2 separate regions of the Homo sapiens genome follow, and region 1 is linked to region 2. A link is an interaction called in ENCODE POLR2A ChIA-PET data of the cell type or tissue named here. Cell type or tissue: IMR-90. All regions are shown on one strand. Each heading gives the region's core, and the rest is flanking DNA. Links, peaks and the distances in the headings are about the cores only. Region 1 holds the start of PON2 (paraoxonase 2). Region 2 has its middle 45 kb from the start of COL1A2.

Evidence for each region. ChIA-PET counts read pairs that join two places held together with the same protein. Peaks named below come from ENCODE experiments on the same cell type or tissue, not always from the same donor. Only the 100,000 strongest peaks of a DNase experiment are listed, where the experiment ranks them.
Region 1: POLR2A ChIA-PET joins it to region 2 with 13 read pairs; 2 of 35 experiments call an interaction of 5 or more read pairs at or near these places.

Annotation. Positions count from the first base shown.
Region 1 is chr7:95,431,595-95,440,244 of GRCh38, reverse strand. PON2 (paraoxonase 2) reads left to right here and starts at 5,217. Exons shown (of 9, transcript NM_000305.3): 1 at 5,217-5,367. The coding sequence starts at 5,294. RefSeq lists an enhancer at 4,860-5,430 and a silencer at 5,105-5,534. In IMR-90, for the core only: no CTCF peak of the experiment used is centred there; a DNase peak (open chromatin) is centred at 5,174; H3K4me3 peaks cover 1,171 bases; H3K27ac peaks cover 1,291 bases.
Region 2 is chr7:94,435,787-94,444,436 of GRCh38, reverse strand. No RefSeq gene overlaps it. Among named protein-coding and RNA genes, the nearest start is that of COL1A2, 45 kb to the right of the region's middle. RefSeq lists a silencer at 8,212-8,261. In IMR-90, for the core only: a CTCF peak has its summit at 8,224 (motif pointing right); a DNase peak (open chromatin) is centred at 8,246; H3K27ac peaks cover 242 bases.

The sequences.
Region 1 (8,650 bases), core at 280-8,279, 1.0 Mb before region 2:
AAATTTTTTTATACTAGGTCCTGACCCTACCATTTCCAGGTGTATAACCCTGGGTCAGAGACTTAATCTCTGGCCTCAATTTCATCATTTATGAATTGGGGATAATAATAGTACCTAATTCAAATGGTTGTTAAATGAGGCAGTGTGTGGAATAAGAAGTGCTCAATAAATTATACCTGTAGTTGTTACTTCAGCAGACCCCTTCATTAAGCCTGTTTCATTAAGGCTTCTAAAAGGAGTAGAACGTACGGTTCATTCATGGAGAACTACAAACAATGCTGCTTTGGACAATGGAAAACGTGCATGCATTTCCTAGAAGAGGATGTAACATGTCTTTACTTTTTCCATAGAGTTCAGCCCATCCAAAGTCAGCCTCACATGGAGGTTGGGGAGTTTTTGTATCTTTCTCTTCCTGCTCCCCTCTTTTCTCCCAGTGTTTTCTTCCTCTCTGTCCTCTTCCCCAGGGTTCAATGGCTCCTGGAAGAGAGGCAGCAAAGCCTATAGCTCTCCAAATAAATAGGCTTGGGTCTCATGGGGACAGGCAAGCCAACTGGCCTAGACGTGAAGTTTACAAAGAGCCCTAAATGTTGACTTTCAACATTATCTCACAATTCATTTATTCATACATCACAAAGATACAGTGACACAACTGAAAAAACTCATTCATTTTAAACTTGAGTTCCATGACTGGACCACTCTTCCTATAGCAAACCAGGAATAAATATTTTTTATGAATTGCATAATTATTTTGTAACTAGCACATTACATTGTATTTTATCTCTGTTTATGAATTTGACCTCTACAAACAAGTTAATATCATTCAACCTATTATTTGAAGATGTTAATTTGTTGAACATAAATATTAAAAAAAAACTTTATGTTTCTGTTATGCCATTTCTTCACTTTTTAATATGTTGGAATTCTCAGAAAACGGCCTGGCTGTGGGGAGGTTTCCTTTACTCTTTGAGAAGCCACGGAGTGAGGCATCTACAAGGCAAATCTTTCTTTTGCTGATAATAACCATCTTTGATAGCATCCCTTCAATGCATTTTTGTTCCCTTTTTAAAACAGAAGTAAGGAGAAGAAGGGATAAAAGGAATATGGAGGGCCGAACTCCCTGTCACATATTATATAAAATTACAATAATCACGAGTCACCTATTTCACAAATTACTGTGAGCGTTACAATTAAGAATACACTGCAAAGAACTTTAAAGAGTTAAAAGTACAATTATGAAAGGCAGTGTGCTCCAGGGACCATTTCAGTCTGTGAACTCTTTGTTTCTGGTCCATGGCTAGTTAAGTATAAAAAATTGAAAGTAAGCATTTAGAAACTGTTACAGAAATTTGACAAAGTAATTTTATGTCTGTTGAACCAAATAATAAAAGATTTGGGCTTGTATTTTGTATGTCTGGTTTTTTTACTTCCTCTTCCAGTAAGTCATTTTCATTGCATTTTACAAAGGCCAAGAAAAACCTGTCCTTCACTGCACATAGTTTGAGAAGCACTGATAAAAGGTATTATTATTTCTGAAATTTTGCTTAAAAAACCACTTAATAACCACTAAATAAGTCAGAAGTCATTATTTGAGAAATACTGTTTCATACCAAGTATAAGGAGTTGCCAGCACACAAGCAAGTTCCAGAACAAGTTTGTTTTGTATTGAGTAACTTGGTTATTTGGTAGTCAGAAACCACTTTCCCCAGGAAACAAACGTAAACCAGGGGTTATGTTCTTGGTGTGGCCTATACATCCTAGTTATCTCAAAAGACAGCTAAACTATACTATACAATGTAACAACCACTATAACATTCTTACAATGGTTTCTGATTTCCAAATTAGAAAATACGTCTCATCTCCATCCCCATGTGAGGAATGACAATTCCAGCCCTAGCATGGTGGTGGGGCTGGGGGTAAAGATGGATACTACTTCTGCAAAAGTTGCTTCAACCGCAACATTCAGAAAGAGAAAGAATATGGGGGTAGAAGATTCCTCACACAGATTATTGGGGGAACTCACTGGTCATGTTAATAAAGTTAAAATAAGGTTTCCATTTCTCTTGATTCTCTGAGGGTGAGCTTAGGTAGGTTTTGGTGGACTTGAAAGTCCTGGCTCATTATCACAAATGCTTCCATGCTAAATCCCAAGGTGTTGTTCCTCCTGACCACCCAGCACCAAGATGGCAAACAGGTTTCATCCTGAACTGAAATCTGTTCCCTAGCTCAGGGATTCTTATTTCCCTTTCGTTGTTGTTTTAAAAAATTGTGAGGACAAGTCTGGGTGTGATGAGACACTTTGCCAAAATCAATTAGTGACGCCTACCATGGGCCAGGGAAGAAAGGAAAGTCAGCACAAAAGCTGGTTTTGGTTGTTGTTGTTGTTTTTGCTATCCTGAGACTAGCCTAAAAGATGTAGACCTCCAACCCTTTAATGTCACCTGGAACCAGGTTGAAGAACATGACTATTAAGAACATGACTTTTTTCTTTTTAAAAAATTGGGAATAGCAAAAGGGAAATAGACAGAGAATAGCATATACTTGGATATTCTTATTTGCCATCTATGTGGTTTCCTCATTTTGCGGAACTTGTGGAAAGACACGGTAGCCTGGCTCCTGACCCAGAATCCATGAGGCATAGTTGTATGTACTTCCCTTGGGGCCTAAGAGATTAAGAGAGAAGCCCAGACAATAGTCCAAGGCCCTCTGCTTTAGGTCTTTCTTCTAAATTCTGATTCTTTAATTTTTTTTTTTTGTTAATTTTAATTTTTTTTTTGTAGAGATGGGTTCTCCCTATGTTGCCCACAATGGTCTTGAACTCCCCGCTTCAAGTGATCCTCCCACCTGGGCCTTTCAAAGTGCTGAGATTATAGGCAAGAGCTACCTTGCCAGGCCTAAATTCTGATTTTGTATCTGAGGCTCTTCTCTTCCTCAATAATTGACACCAAAAATAGTCCTAGAAAGGAGATTCCACCCTTCTCTAAACAGTCATAGCCTTAGCCTATGTCAGAGTTCTTAACCCAGTGGTCCATTGATAGTTCAGAGGAATTAATGACCTTGGATAAGAAAAAAAAAATCTTGATTTCAAATGGAATTTAGCATTTTCTTCAATTACAAAACTAGCAGACAAACCTCAGAAGCATTTGCAGTACTTGTGACTGTTACTAATGGAAATAACAGTTATTTTCATTATTTCATTATAGTTGTTTTCAGTATCATGAAAGAACATTTGCACTCCTCTTTATTTAAAAGAATGTTGCTAGATCTTGTTATTTAATATGTTAAATAATGTTGCACACATTACATTACCACATTACTATAGCAAAAAATTATGTTTTAGATATTTTAACAATTACATTTCAATTGTTGACCTTTAATTTTAAAGCTAAGGCAAAATTAATGTAAGTAGAGAGTTTATTTGGGCCAAGTTTGAGTACTGCAACCCAGGAGTATAGATTCAAGTTTCCCTAAATATACACTCTGATTAGCAGCAGTTACACATAGATTTTTAAGGGGAAGGAAGAGGCAGTTCCTAAATTCCTTGCGTTAAAATAACATAAGCTGTGGATTGGTTATACTTTGTTCTTTGTATCATAAATTCCAGGAATATGAAGATAATGGGTGGGACAGCTACTCGGGAACAAAATGTCTTTAAACAACTGTCCCCAGGCATGGGTATTGGGGCGTGACTGAAGTCCCATACTCATGTCGCTCTGGGCCTGATAAATTTTGCATACCTCACAAAGCTCAGACTGCTCTCAGCTATTTTTTTTCCTTACAATGTAATTGATTTTCTTTGCAATCTATACATTTTATTCATTTATTTAAAATTTTTTTTTCTTCTTTCTTTTTTTCATGAACCGCACAGAGAAAATTTATGCATTTTATTGTAAGCATTTATAAACATTATTCTAAGAAGTTATCCACAGGCTCACCACTGCCAGAAGGGTCCACGACACAAAAAAGGTAATGCCTCATGGGCTTTCAAAGGACAACTTTTTACTTCTCTTTCTACCATCCAGTATAATCCAATATCCTTAGGACTGAAGCAGAGATACACACACACACAGGGAGAGAGGTGTTTGTGCTTTTTTTTTTTTTTTTTTTTTTTGGTGAGAGGCAGGTGGGAAATTGGCATCCACTTTTATTTACTGGTTCTTTATAAAACTGATATTTGTTGAAAATTGTCAAGTGTGACCATTTCTGCCTACATATTGTAGGGTGGCAATTAAATACCGAAAACCATTAGAAGCTTATTTCAGATGTACTCATTTATTGTAATGGTATCAATCTTGATGGGTAAATTTCATTTTACTTTTAAAATTGTATTTTAAATTATTCCTTCATGTTACGGTTGTTAGAGTAAAAACGGAAAAGAAAAAAACTACACTTCTTCCCTTTGAGTTTGGATGAAAAAGACGTGTCTAAGTCCTTAAGTCTGTAGTCTGGAAGTATTAATAGAGGCTGGGCATGGTGGCTCATTCCTGTAATTCTAGCACTTTGGGAGGCTGAGGCAGGAGGATGGCTTGAGTCCAGGAGTTTGAGACCAACCTGGGCAACACAGCAAGACTCGGTCTCCACACACACACACACAGACACACACACAACTTACACACACTTAGCTAGGTGTAACGGTACGTGCCTGCGGTCCCAGCTACTCAGGAGGCTGAGGCTGGAGGGTCCCTTGAGTCCGGGAGGTCCAGACTGCAGTGAGCTATGATTGTGCCAATGTACTCCAGCCTAGGCAACACAGCGAGACCCTGTTAAAAAAAAAAAAAAAAAGTATTACGAGGCACAGGATGTTTATTTATTCGCAACTACGTCCTGTTATAAAAAGTAGTGATTCCAACGTGAAATATTTACACGACGCATCCCGTTACTTTCCCTCCCTTGGCCACCGACCCCCATCCCCAAAAGCTGCTTTCTATGTAAGTTTCTCACTGGAATAGCGAGTGAGAAATGTGTTTGAAGACTAGGGAAACGAGAAAGGTATGCGGGCTGCTAGAGGGTTTCGGGTGGGTTGTTTGAAAAAGGAAGTGAAGGAATTCAAAGTTTCACATCATGAGCCTAATGTAAGGCGTGTCCGGGCCGTCCCGAAGGTATCTGGGGAAATAGGTTTGTGAGGACAAAGACCAGGGCCAGGCCCAGGGCGGAGCCTCCGCGGCCCCGACGCAGGGACTCGGCCTAGGCGGAGGACGGGGCGGAGCGCGGCCGGCACCATCGAGCCGGGAAGATGGCACCGCCCACGGAGCTGCTGGCCAGGCCGGAGCGAGGCAGCGCGCCCGGCTCCCGCGCCATGGGGCGGCTGGTGGCTGTGGGCTTGCTGGGGATCGCGCTGGCGCTCCTGGGCGAGAGGCTTCTGGCACTCAGGTAGGTGGGACTCCCGCGCGCCCCTCCTCGGCGGTCCCCAGGCTCGGGGTGGCCGCGTGGTGCGGGGAGGGCGCAGGCTGGGGGAGGGATTCCTGCGGGACCTGGCCCTGCGGCCGGGGGTGGAGAATTTTTGAATGCTGTCCCTCCCCCAGCTAGTTGAACCCCCATCACCCCGACTCTCCGCTTCTAGTGAAAAAACTAGCAAAGTTTGGAGTGAATCGCGACACTTTCTTGAAAGTTTATAAGCCCTTGCTGCTAACAAAGTTCTCTTCTGCTTAGGCTGACAAGAGAATGCTTTGCAATTACCCAAGGGCCAAACTAGTGGTTTAAATTGAAAACAAAATGACTACTCATGCATTGAAACCTTAACTATGAAGATTTATTTCAGGTCATTGGTGCTGTTTCTCCTTGTTGCCCAAACCAGACCCGTCTTTAATAAAGTTGTTCTCCACCCATTTCTGCATAGTTTGAGAAACTCTTCAGCTGTAGATCAAAGACACTTGAAATATTCAGCTACTGTTCTTACTTCCTATTTATTCACCAGGGAAGCCTGAAGCCAGAATGCCAGACAGCGCAGACACTATTCCATCTCGCATTTTAGTTTTAATGAAAATCTCTGGTAGGTAGACATCATCGTTTATAAATTACCAACTCAACGTTTGTTTTTTGTTTATTTTATTTTTTGTAGAGATGGGGTCTTGCTGTATTGCCCAGGCTGTTCCCTAACTCTTGCACTCAAGCAATCCTCCAGCCTAGGCCTCCCCACAGTGCTGGGATTACAGGTGTGAGCTGTTCTGCCCTGCCTCAACCAAAATTTTATAGGCCTCATGCAAAAGAGTTCCAGAAAGACTGAGCACCTGCTATGTGTAATGTTCTCTCTTAGGCTTCTATAGTAGAGTACGACCCTTATGGAGTTTGATACAGGGGAAGAGAGAATTAAAATACAGTAAATGTATAAATTAGGATGTTCTAAGGACAGACACAAATGAACCGCATAGGCTTAAAGAGGAAAGATTCCATCCCCTGAGGGTGGAGTTCTAGAGGGAGGAAGAGACATTCGACCTGACCTTGAAGGGTGGGTGCAACACATATGAGCATGAAGGGGCCCATGCCAAATGTATAGTGCAGCAGGAGCAAAGGGGCTAAGGTGGGAAGTTGGAAGACTAGCAAATGGGCCAATTTGAAGGGAGCATAAAGTCAGGAGATGAGAATAGTAGGGTGGTGGGAAGGATAGGTTTTGAGGCCATTAAATATAAGTTGAAAAATGGGGCCCCACTTTCATAGGCCCAATAGTGCTTCAAAAGGGAAATATTGGTGGGTTTTGCTTTTCAACAAGAACTTAATATAACTAGTTGTGTTTTATAGAGATAAGCCTGGAAGGGGGGATTGGAGGAGAGCAATGGTTCTCTGTACATTAGAATCTCCTGGAGGGCTGGTGTCTGAGTGGCACCACCAAAGATTCTGATTCAGCTGTTCTGGATCAGAATCTACAGCTCACACCTGTAATCCCAGCACTGTTGGAGGCCTAAGCCAGAAGATTGCTTGAGCCCAGGAGTTAGTGACAGGCCTGGGCAACATAGCAAGATCCCACCTCTACAAAATGAATAAATAAATAAATAAATAAATAAAAAACAAAATTTGAGTTGGTAATTTATAAACTATGGTGTCTACCTACCAGAGATTTTTCGTTATAATTAAAATGTGATATGGAATAATGTATTGTTTGGCAAGCTGGCTTCAGGGTTCCCAGGTAAATAGATAAATAAGGAAGTGCATAATGTAAGAACAGTGGCTGACAGTAGCAGTGGCATTTTTTATTTTTAAAAACATTCCTGATAATTCTAATGAGCAGTCAAGGTCGAGAACTACTAGAATAGAGAGCAGACATGGGGTAACTGGTTAAGGTATTGCAGTAGGTCAGAGAGGATAACAGGGACCCAAACTCTGGAACCCCAGGGATGAGGGAGAAGTCAAAGGTGCTACCAGAGTTTGTGCCACAGCTCCACTGTCCCATGGTTGTAGTTTCATCTACTGATAAAGCAGTGCAAAGAGGAAGCGTGTGGTGGCTGAGATGGGAGTGAGATTTGAGGAAAGAACGCTTATGGGTAGGAAATGGACATGTTGACCTTAATTTTCATGTTAGGTAATGCCCATTGTGCTCTACAGAACATTCATGAGTTGGATGACTTTGTATATGATCTGTCCTGCTCTCCATTTCAAAGGCAAGACCACCAAAATTCACAAGCTTATTATGTTGTCACTAATGTGTAAGCCACCAGTTTTTCTGCAAGTTGGAAGTTTTCTCAACAGTCAAATATTCCCCCTTCTCACTAATCTTAAGGTTTTAAAGTTATAGCTGCAAATCTAAAAAAAAAAGAAAAAGTAAATAAAACTTATTGACAGAATGCCTGATAGTTTATTTACAGGTTTTTGTTTGTTTGTTTTTTGTTTTTCTTTGTTTTTTATTTTGACACAAGGTCTTGCTCTGCCGCCCAAGCCAGAGTACAGTGGTACATCAAAGCTCACTGCAATCTCAAACACCTAGGCACAAGCAGTCCTCCCTCCTCAGCCTCCTGAGTAGCTGGGACTACAGATGCATGCTACCATGCCCAGCTAGTATTTTTATTTCTTGCAGAGACAGGGTCTCACTTTGTTGCCCAGGCTAATCTCAAACTCCCAGCCTCAAGTGATGCTCCTGCCTCAGCCTCCCAAAGTGGTAGGATTATACACATGAGCCACCACCCTCGGCCTACTTTACAATTTGATGCACCTTTTCTTTACGTGACTGTGATGCACTTTAATGGGCAGTGACTTTATAAAATGGTAACTTTATTGGATATGTGGAGCCCCAAATGGGCTGACGTGAGAATGTTGGGGTAGGTGGTGGGTGGCTGGATTTAGCAAAGAAAAATGTAGGCTACCCAGTTAACTTTGAATTTCACATGGATTTTTTTTTTTTTTTTTAGTATAAGCATGAAATACTTATACCATACTTTTAGCATTAAGCGTGGAATTTGGGACATAATTATACTAAAATATCATTCATTGTTTATCTCAAATTAAAATATCACTGGGTACCCTGTATTTTATCATATGTTCGAGTGCCTTCTGTCAGAATTTGGTGACCCTTTGAGTCTGTTTTAAAAAGGAGCATGTTTGGCCGGACACAGTGGCTCACGTCTGTAATCCCAGCACTTTGGGAGGCTGAGGCGGGCAGATCACTAGAGGTCAGGGGTTCAAGACCAGCCTGGCCAACATGGTGAAACCCCGTCTCTAATAAAAA
Region 2 (8,650 bases), core at 275-8,274:
TTATATAATCCATATCTAGACAGAACCTTTTTTTCCTTGACAGGTGTATTTTAACAACCAGTTCAATATAAGGAGGCTGTCTCCGTGTTCTGTTCAATAGTCCCTAATAACACTGCTTTACCAAGGGAGACGAATAAAATTTTGTTGATTGAAACATACTGCGTCATAATGTGTTCTCATGTTTCCGTAATGTTTAGCAGTAATTTAACAAAGTGCTTGTTCATTTGAATCAGAAATTGTACATCAAAACTATATATTGTTCTACATGTAGCCTGCATTCATAATACAATAAAGCTTAGTTTTAAATATACCATCTATGTTTTGTGAATGCTAGTTAAAAATAATCCTAGTTTCTTCTGATAATGAAAGTAATATATGTTTATGTTTTTTTGAAAAATGCAGACAGATTAAAGAAAAAACCCTGGCAATATGCATCACCTCACTAGAGATAATGGTTATTAATATTTTTACATACATCCTTTCTGAATTTTTATGCATATCTGTAAAAAATAAAAATTTTTAAGCAAACTTGAACTTGTATGTAATGATTTACATGGATAATCACTGCACACATTAACTTAGATGAATTTTACTCTCTCTGTGTGTGAGACAGACAATAATTTAATTAAATTTTTAAAATTTCTCTTCATTTAGCTCATGAATATATGCTTTGGAATAAGCATGAGATGGGGGATAGGAATTTCTTTTTTCTTAGTCAATTCCAGTTTCTGTGTGTCTCACATGGTGTGTGCAACTTGCTACAGTGACTATGATTCTGATGGCAAAAATACATATTTTTCTTATAACATGGTCTATACTCAGGCCAACAACTTTCATGCACAATCACAGAAACAGCCATGTATTCTAATACTAAAAGAAAAACTGTGTGGAAGTTATGGTATTTGGTCTTCAACCTAGAGATTTTCAAGGGTAATGTTGATTATGCAAAACTTTTTCTCCATTATGTGCTGGTTTTAAAACCTAACTTCCTGCATGGGATGCAACTCCCCTGTAATCTATACTTGTTTATTTTAGCAAATAGCTATTAATTTTCTTCTATAAGTATATTTTGAGAACATTTAAAATACTGGATTGCAATCCATCAAATGGATGCACCATATCTACTTAAACCAATCCACTATTATTAGACATTTGGTTAATTTCCAATGTTTTGTTATAAATAAAGCTATGACAACTGTTGCGCTTGAGATATGATATGAGGGTCAGTCATTATATTTGCACATGGACTTAATGCTATTGTAGTGTCTTTCTTTCAGGCAATTTTATCACTCCCATGCTAAGATATAGGAAGAAGGGGGATGTGACTTCCCAATAACCAGCTGGGGGTTGCCTTCACTGGAAGAGAAGGCAATAAAACGGGATTTTAGAAAAATAACCTTTTGGTGTTTTTTGCAGACACCTTTCCATGACACCTGTTCAGAGGGTTGGATTTGCACATAGTCATGTGAACCAGTTCAAAGAGTGTATTTGTGTGGCTTTTTGAGAGCTGCAGTGCTCTAGTTCCTTCTGTCAGCTTTGCGCTGCAAATAGCCATGGCATTTCCCAAAGTTAGAAGACTTCTGTGATTCACGTGCTTGTTCCTCAGACCCACACAGCTCTCCCTCCAAGTTTAGGTTGCCCCAGACAGCTGCATTGGGGGACAGCTACGTGCTGTTCTGATTTGTGCAGTGGAGAGAAAACTTGAGTCTCACAGCTTTATGAGAAGCCTTCATATGGACTCTACTGGGTCAAAGTCTTTAGAAAAATCAAATATTAATTTATTAGCATTCATTCCTTGTCCAAGATATAAACATTTTTAAGGCTTTTGATACATACCGATAAATTTCTCTCTAGAAATTTTGTACCAATTTATACCACATCAACTGTAGATGAGAGTGATCTTTTGTCTAAACTCTTATCAACCTATTATTTTGAAAAGAAACAGCCAGAGATGAAGTGAGCTTTTTAACTTCGTGTTTCTTTAATTTCTAAAGTAACTGGACATTTTTTGTGCATTTTAATGAACTTTTGTTTTTTGTTATTGATGTTCTTTGTCTCCCCCAACCCCTCTTTTTTTCTGTACAAGCATTAAAAAATGATGTCTAAGAACTCTTTCTAAGTCTTTATCTAAAAACAAAATGCTCAAATTGCATGAAGAAGCATATATATATATATATTTTTTTTTTTTTCTTTTCTTTTTTTGAGATAGAGTCTCACTCTGTCACCCTGGCTGAGATGCAGTGGTATGATCACTGCAGCCTCTACCTCCTGGGCTCAAGCAATCCTCCTGCCTTATCCTCTGTAGTAGCTGTGAGTACAGGTGCACACCATCATACCTGGCTAATTTTTAAATTTGTGTAGAGACAGGGTCTCACTATGTTGCCTAGGCTGGTCTCAAGCTCCTGGGCTTAAGTGATCCTTTTGCTTCGGCCTCCCAAAGTGCTGGGATTATAGGTGTGAGCCACCAGGCCTGACCAACATATATATTTTCAAGGAGAAAGGAGTGCTAGGAAGAGTGTGAGATGGGTAGATACAAAGCAGGCATTCAAATACAAAGTATTTGAATTAAATTAAGTTTCTGTTTTATTGAGAAAAGTTATAAAACATTACAACTTTTGTGATGCAGTTTGTAATAGAGATGTTATTTATGGTCTTTCATACCCTTGCCCCCTTTAAAAATTGCCCACGCAGAGCTTCTGATGTCTAGGTGGCTATGTTTTATATCACACGACTCTCATGATGGGATACCTACCCAAATGTCAGCACTTACTAGGCTGTCTAGAGATTTATGAACTATATCAGAATCTCTCTCTTAGAAATCAAATAATAATAATGATGAAAGCCAATTAATAGCAGATATGAAAAAAACATGCAGAATGTGAATGAACCAGATTAGTGGTGAAGCTGTAGAGGAAAGAGTTGAAAAAGTCACAAACTCCTGCTCCTGAGATCTCTGAAGCCATCTTAAATAGAGAGCCAAGCCTGTCATGGTGGTGTGAGCCTGTAGTCCCAGCCACTTGGGAGGCTGAGGCAGGAGGATTGTTTGAGCCCAGGAATTCGAGGCCACAGTGTGCTATGATGGCACCATGAATAGCCACTGTATTTCAGCCTGGGCAACATAGCAAGACCCTGCCTCTAAAAAAATAAATAAATAAAGGAGCAGCCACGTTGCAGCTCCAATTTCAGTAGTCTGTTACCTTTCTTGCTCTTATTTCTCTATGTATGTCCCTGTCACCTGAGCTTCCTTGACTGGATCTCTGTTCGTTTTGCTTAAATAAACCTGAAGATACAAGATGATTATAAGGTAAAGTACCTATGATACAGATTTTGGACTATCTTAGTTACTACAACTCTATACATATTCCAGCAGTCATTTTTATAGTTTCCTCTTTTGTTTAATAATTGTTCAACATAATGAGATAGCCAGGTGGGAGAGGGTCCCTGGAAAAACTCCAACCAGCCTGCACACCAGGAGGAATGTGCATTGGGTGGAGACACGGAAGTTCACGCTGTTTGCAGAGGGGAGTAGTCTGGCCCCTCCTCTTCCTATCTGGAACCTGGAATTCAAATGACCAGGCGAGAAGTACTCTAGCAGGGACTCTGGCCTAGGGAGAGTCCCCGTTTCCCCTTTTCTTCTTTTTTCACCCAGTAAAACCCTGTCTTACTCACCATTCAAACTATCTGCAAGCCTGAATTTTTGTGGCCATGGAACAAAGAACCCTGTCATTAGCTAAACTAAGGAAAAGTCCTGCAACAATAAAATCACGAAGTCTGGAGTCTGTATTACTGGGCTAGGTGATAGAGATACAGAGATGAATCAGACAATCTGCCATCTAGAAGCATGTAGTTCAATTACACTTTTCTATATAGCGTGGTTGTTCATTACTGCAGATTGTCAGATCAGTGGTGACCAACTAGTTGCTAGGCAACTTGAAAGACAAGAATACAGAACGGATGCAGCTTCATTCTGTTATAAATTCTTCTTTGAAATGTTTGTCAAGAACTCTGAAGGATCTGGAATTTTCTCTACTTTAAAGCTAAGATGTTAGCCGGCCACAGTTTAATAGATGCTGGCGGAAGGCATGCAGCTTCTGGGTCAGAGACGAAAGACTTTGTTCCAGCAAGGCAAGGAACTAAAAGCTTTATATTTGCTTCAGGCCCCCTTTCCCCAAGTCCCTTGGGGAAAATGCAGAGCAATCCAAATGGATGTGTTGCAATTGAGAAACACCAACAAATGGAACCCAAAACTACAATGGGCTGGGAGCAAACCTGCTTGACATTTGCCCTGCAGGGAGCTATTATCTTGATTATAGTGGACAGTAACCTCTCCTCTGAAGGGAGACATTAACTCTCTCTTCCAAGGTTGCACACTATCATTATACAAACATCCTTGAACAGATATTTCAGAACGAAGGTCATCAGTGTCTCTGCTTGCAAAACATGCAGAAATGCCAAACATCCATGAATTGTGTTCCAACAATGTTCTTTATCTGGGTACTTTTTAAGACTATTCAAAATTGTGACTCTTATTTCTACTTTAAGATGGTCCTGTATTCCTCCATTTTTGCCATGTCCTGTTTACTAGGTATATTAGTTGAAACTGTTTTTGTTTTATATAACAGAAATTAACTTTCTCTAACTTAAGCAAAAAGGAAAGTTAGTAGAAGGATACTGGATTATTTCATAATTGAAAGAACAACCAAAAATCTAGTACTGTTTTGTGACCTCATCTGCAAAAGTTCACAGTCGTCTGTAGAGTGCTGTCATTGTCATGCCTCCATTATTCCTTGCCATTCTCCACTACAACTTTTAAATTTTCAAAAGAGAGGAGTTGAGTGGCTCAGCTTGGCTAAGGCTCTTCCTCTAGCTTTTCAGTTATGCCCAGAGGGGAAGGGCCATAAAAGCACCTAGTAAATCTTGGCTGCTCCCATAGAAAGAGAGATGATTTCTTTGGAACTTTGGCATCCTTCCCGATTGCTTTCTATTATATCTGGATTCATTTTTATTGATATTCCATTGCTCATTAGAGAAATGCAGTTATTGTTTTCAGCATTATTTCATTTCGCTTTTTAAATTAATTCAGTACAGTTTTGCTTTGTGTGTCATTTTCTTAGCCATCTTTTACCATTTTTCCATTTTTTAGAGTCATCTTTTGAAGTGATCTGAGCTAATTGAGTAATTCAAGAGTTTTTGGTAAATATAAGTCATCTCTGGTGATTGAAGATAGATAGGACTATATGTCTTTCCTTGTCAATCTTGCTACCAAGTAGTATGTCACAAGTAGAACAAGATTTAGCCTAAGTTTCATTATGTTAAATATTTATTAGTTCTCCATATATCTTCAAGACCATATTTCAACTATGAAAAATTATTATTGACATCTTTTATGCTAATTAACACACCTTCTGGTGTAGATTTTAATAATGATATTTGAAATGCCAGAATAGCCAATTCTAAAGCTATGGATTTTCCTAATTAGGATATGTCCAAGATTACTCAATCAGCCCTGGAGTGTGGATTAATGTTACTTTATAGCCCTCATGCACATATATACATAAAACCTCCTGTGGAAGTATTTTTGAAATAAATTACCTGACAGACAATATAATAGGTCAGATTTTAGGCATTTAGTCATGTACTCATGCTAATTTCCACACTCCTTTGTAATTAACATTCTTCCTGACTGGATTAATTGGGTTTGCAATAAGTAATCACATTTGTAATATTGTAACTGTTCCCAAATTAATTGCTCACATGTTCAATGAGCCATTACATGTTCTTTTTAAAACAGCTTAAAGAGCCCACTATTTGAAAGCTGTAGTCCTAAACATTTTGGGGAGAGGGATACAGAATCACCTAAAAATATGATGATGTTAATAAACCAGTGGTTCTCAAACTCTGAGAGTACATGGGAACCACCTTGGTGTACTAATTAAATATAGAAATATCTTGGGTCCACCCCTAGCAATTCTGGTTTGGTAAATATTGTGTGGGATCTGGAAAAACTTAGAGAAGTACAATATACTTTGTCTTCCTAGAAAAAGGCACATAGGCACAGACTTCCAACTTTGCCATTGACTTTAAGGGAGGGTTTCAGAACCTTGTGGCTTTAGTCTCATACAGTTTTCCTCAAGACTTCCTGCAAATTGCAATCACCGAGGGAGTTTTAAATAATATTTCAGACCAATTAGATAAAAATAACGAGTGGTAAAGGTTGACTAAACAGTCTGCATGATTTTCTTCCCAACCCAGAATGCAGACTAGAGATTTTTTCCCAATGTATCAATCTATTTTACTGAATTAGACTTACTTGGCAGATACCTCACAAAAGTGATAATAAAAAGACCAATAACCCTATACATCCTACAAAATACGCAGTTTAATTTGTGTATTGGTGAGAAGGCACATCATTTTTGTCATTGATTTGTCTTTCTCTTTTCAATGGTTCAAAAGATTTAGTGGACTTTGTTCTGTTTTTGATACATAGCCCTCCCAAGTTTGAGAGAAGGAAAGCAAAGCTCTTTTTATAATTTATGGTGTCAAGGTGACCATTTATTGTGATATTTTAGTGGAAGAAAGTCTAAGAAAACATGTGGAGGTTAAAACTGACCATAAATTCACTATATTTTTAAAAGCATTCCCAGTTGTAAATAAAAGTATGTATTTGTTGTGAATAACTCAGAGAAATTGTTAAATGGGCAATTTTCTAGATGCTATCTGAGAACGGTTTTTTTTTAAAATTATTTTCATTAGGAACAAACCTTATCATGATGAACAAAGTAGCAGTTGGAAACTCTAGTTATATTGATAAACTTTTAGAAATGATTTCAAACTTCTGTATTATAAGGGAAAGTAGATCTATAATCAGTGTTAAAAAAACCATTTTGAAAATATCTATAATCAAAGCTGCTTCTATGTTTCTTTGAAGTGGATCCACTTATAATATGACTCATAAACACTCAAAGCACTGGCAGTAATAGGTGATTTAATATGTTTAAAGCCCTTTAGTAAATTCATGTAGGGCAAGAAATTTCTCTGAGGACATTAATAATTGTGATTATTTCTTATGCTGATAAACTCTTGAGTTAGAATTTTTACAGCCGGCCACACGGTTTTAGAAAATCAAGTAAAAATTAAGTGTCAGAGGTTTGGCAAATTTAACATGTATGAGTTATAGTCCATTTGTGTTGAAGAACTGGCTTCCAAGTAAGCAAAGTAGCCATTTTTAAGCTTAGAAACCTTCTTTTTTTTTTTTTTTTTCAAAATTGGACACACTTCTAAAGGCATAAGGCAGAGACCAGCTAAATATTAAATGCAAATTTGTTCCTTTTGTCAGCAATTTTATTTTATGACTGTGAAGGTGGAATTGTGGGTTTACTTTTGCAAAAAATTGGAGAGATTTTTATGCTTTTAATAAAAACTGGATGATTTTCTATTGGGTTGTGGAGAAGGACTCACCAAATTATGAGTATTTGAGACTTTGCTGGAAGCTATCTGTGGTAAGGGAAATTGCAGTATAATTGAATTGTAGATGCGCTATCATTTTAGGCCACTGTTGTTAGAGAAGATAGTACTTGTGAAAAGGTGGTTACTTTTCTTGGTGATGGAATTAAAGGCTTTTAGGGAGGATTCAGGCTCGAGGGGATAATGATAGTGATGGTTCTAATGCTCCCGAGTGCTTACGTCCTGCCAACCTTGCAAGCTGCTATGCATTCATATCTCTGAACCTTACAGTCCCGTGCATAGTGTTATTATCATCCCCATTTAATAGATTAGGAAATGGTGGACAGCATACAAATCCAAATAGCTCTGGATTCCTAAACACTGGTTCTTTTCTATCACACCCTCTTGTCTCTGTTCCATATAATCCACTCACCCTTTACTTAAATCCTCAAAGGTGCTCACTTTATCTCGGGGCAATATTTGTAGCATCGGACAGCTCTACTCATCCAAAAGTTCATTCTTTGAGATTATGTTTGTTTCTTTGTGGCTTCCACTTATTGGCTCCATGGGAGAAATATTAAAGATAGATCAGAGAGGGAAAGTAAAATAGGGAGTACTGAGAACATGAAGGTAGACCCCTGTGGAAGTTGAGGAGAAGGCTGTGTGTCTGGAGTTAACAGGATATAAGCACAGGAAGCTGTTCTATTTTCTCCCCTTAAATTGGAATTTTCATTCTCCAATGGTATGCCCGCGGCACTGTTAAAGGACTGAGGTGTTCTGTTATCCAGCCAGCAGGGGGAGCATTGAACTCGAATTGACATATTGTAGCGATAGAAAGGTCCATCCACTTGGCACTAGGTGTTCTTACTCTGCCTAGCATTAATAGATTCCATTTTAAAGATGTTGTTTAAGTTTTATTTCATCATTATTGTTGTTAATTAAGCCATTGGACACCAAGAGCAATACTACACTACAAAAATATGTTCACTTTGATAGTAAAAATGCATTGTGTGCTTTGCTTAAAAATGTCTTTAAATTTACGGTGAATCTCAATTTTAAGGATACCTTTCTAGATTCCAGTAAGATTGTTAATTTTGGCCAGAATTAATCCTATGTCTGGAGCTCAGAATAATAGGTTTGCTTTGGAGCAATCAGATGAAAAGATTTGGTTCTATTAGGTGATTTGAGGATCCCTGGAAAACAATTA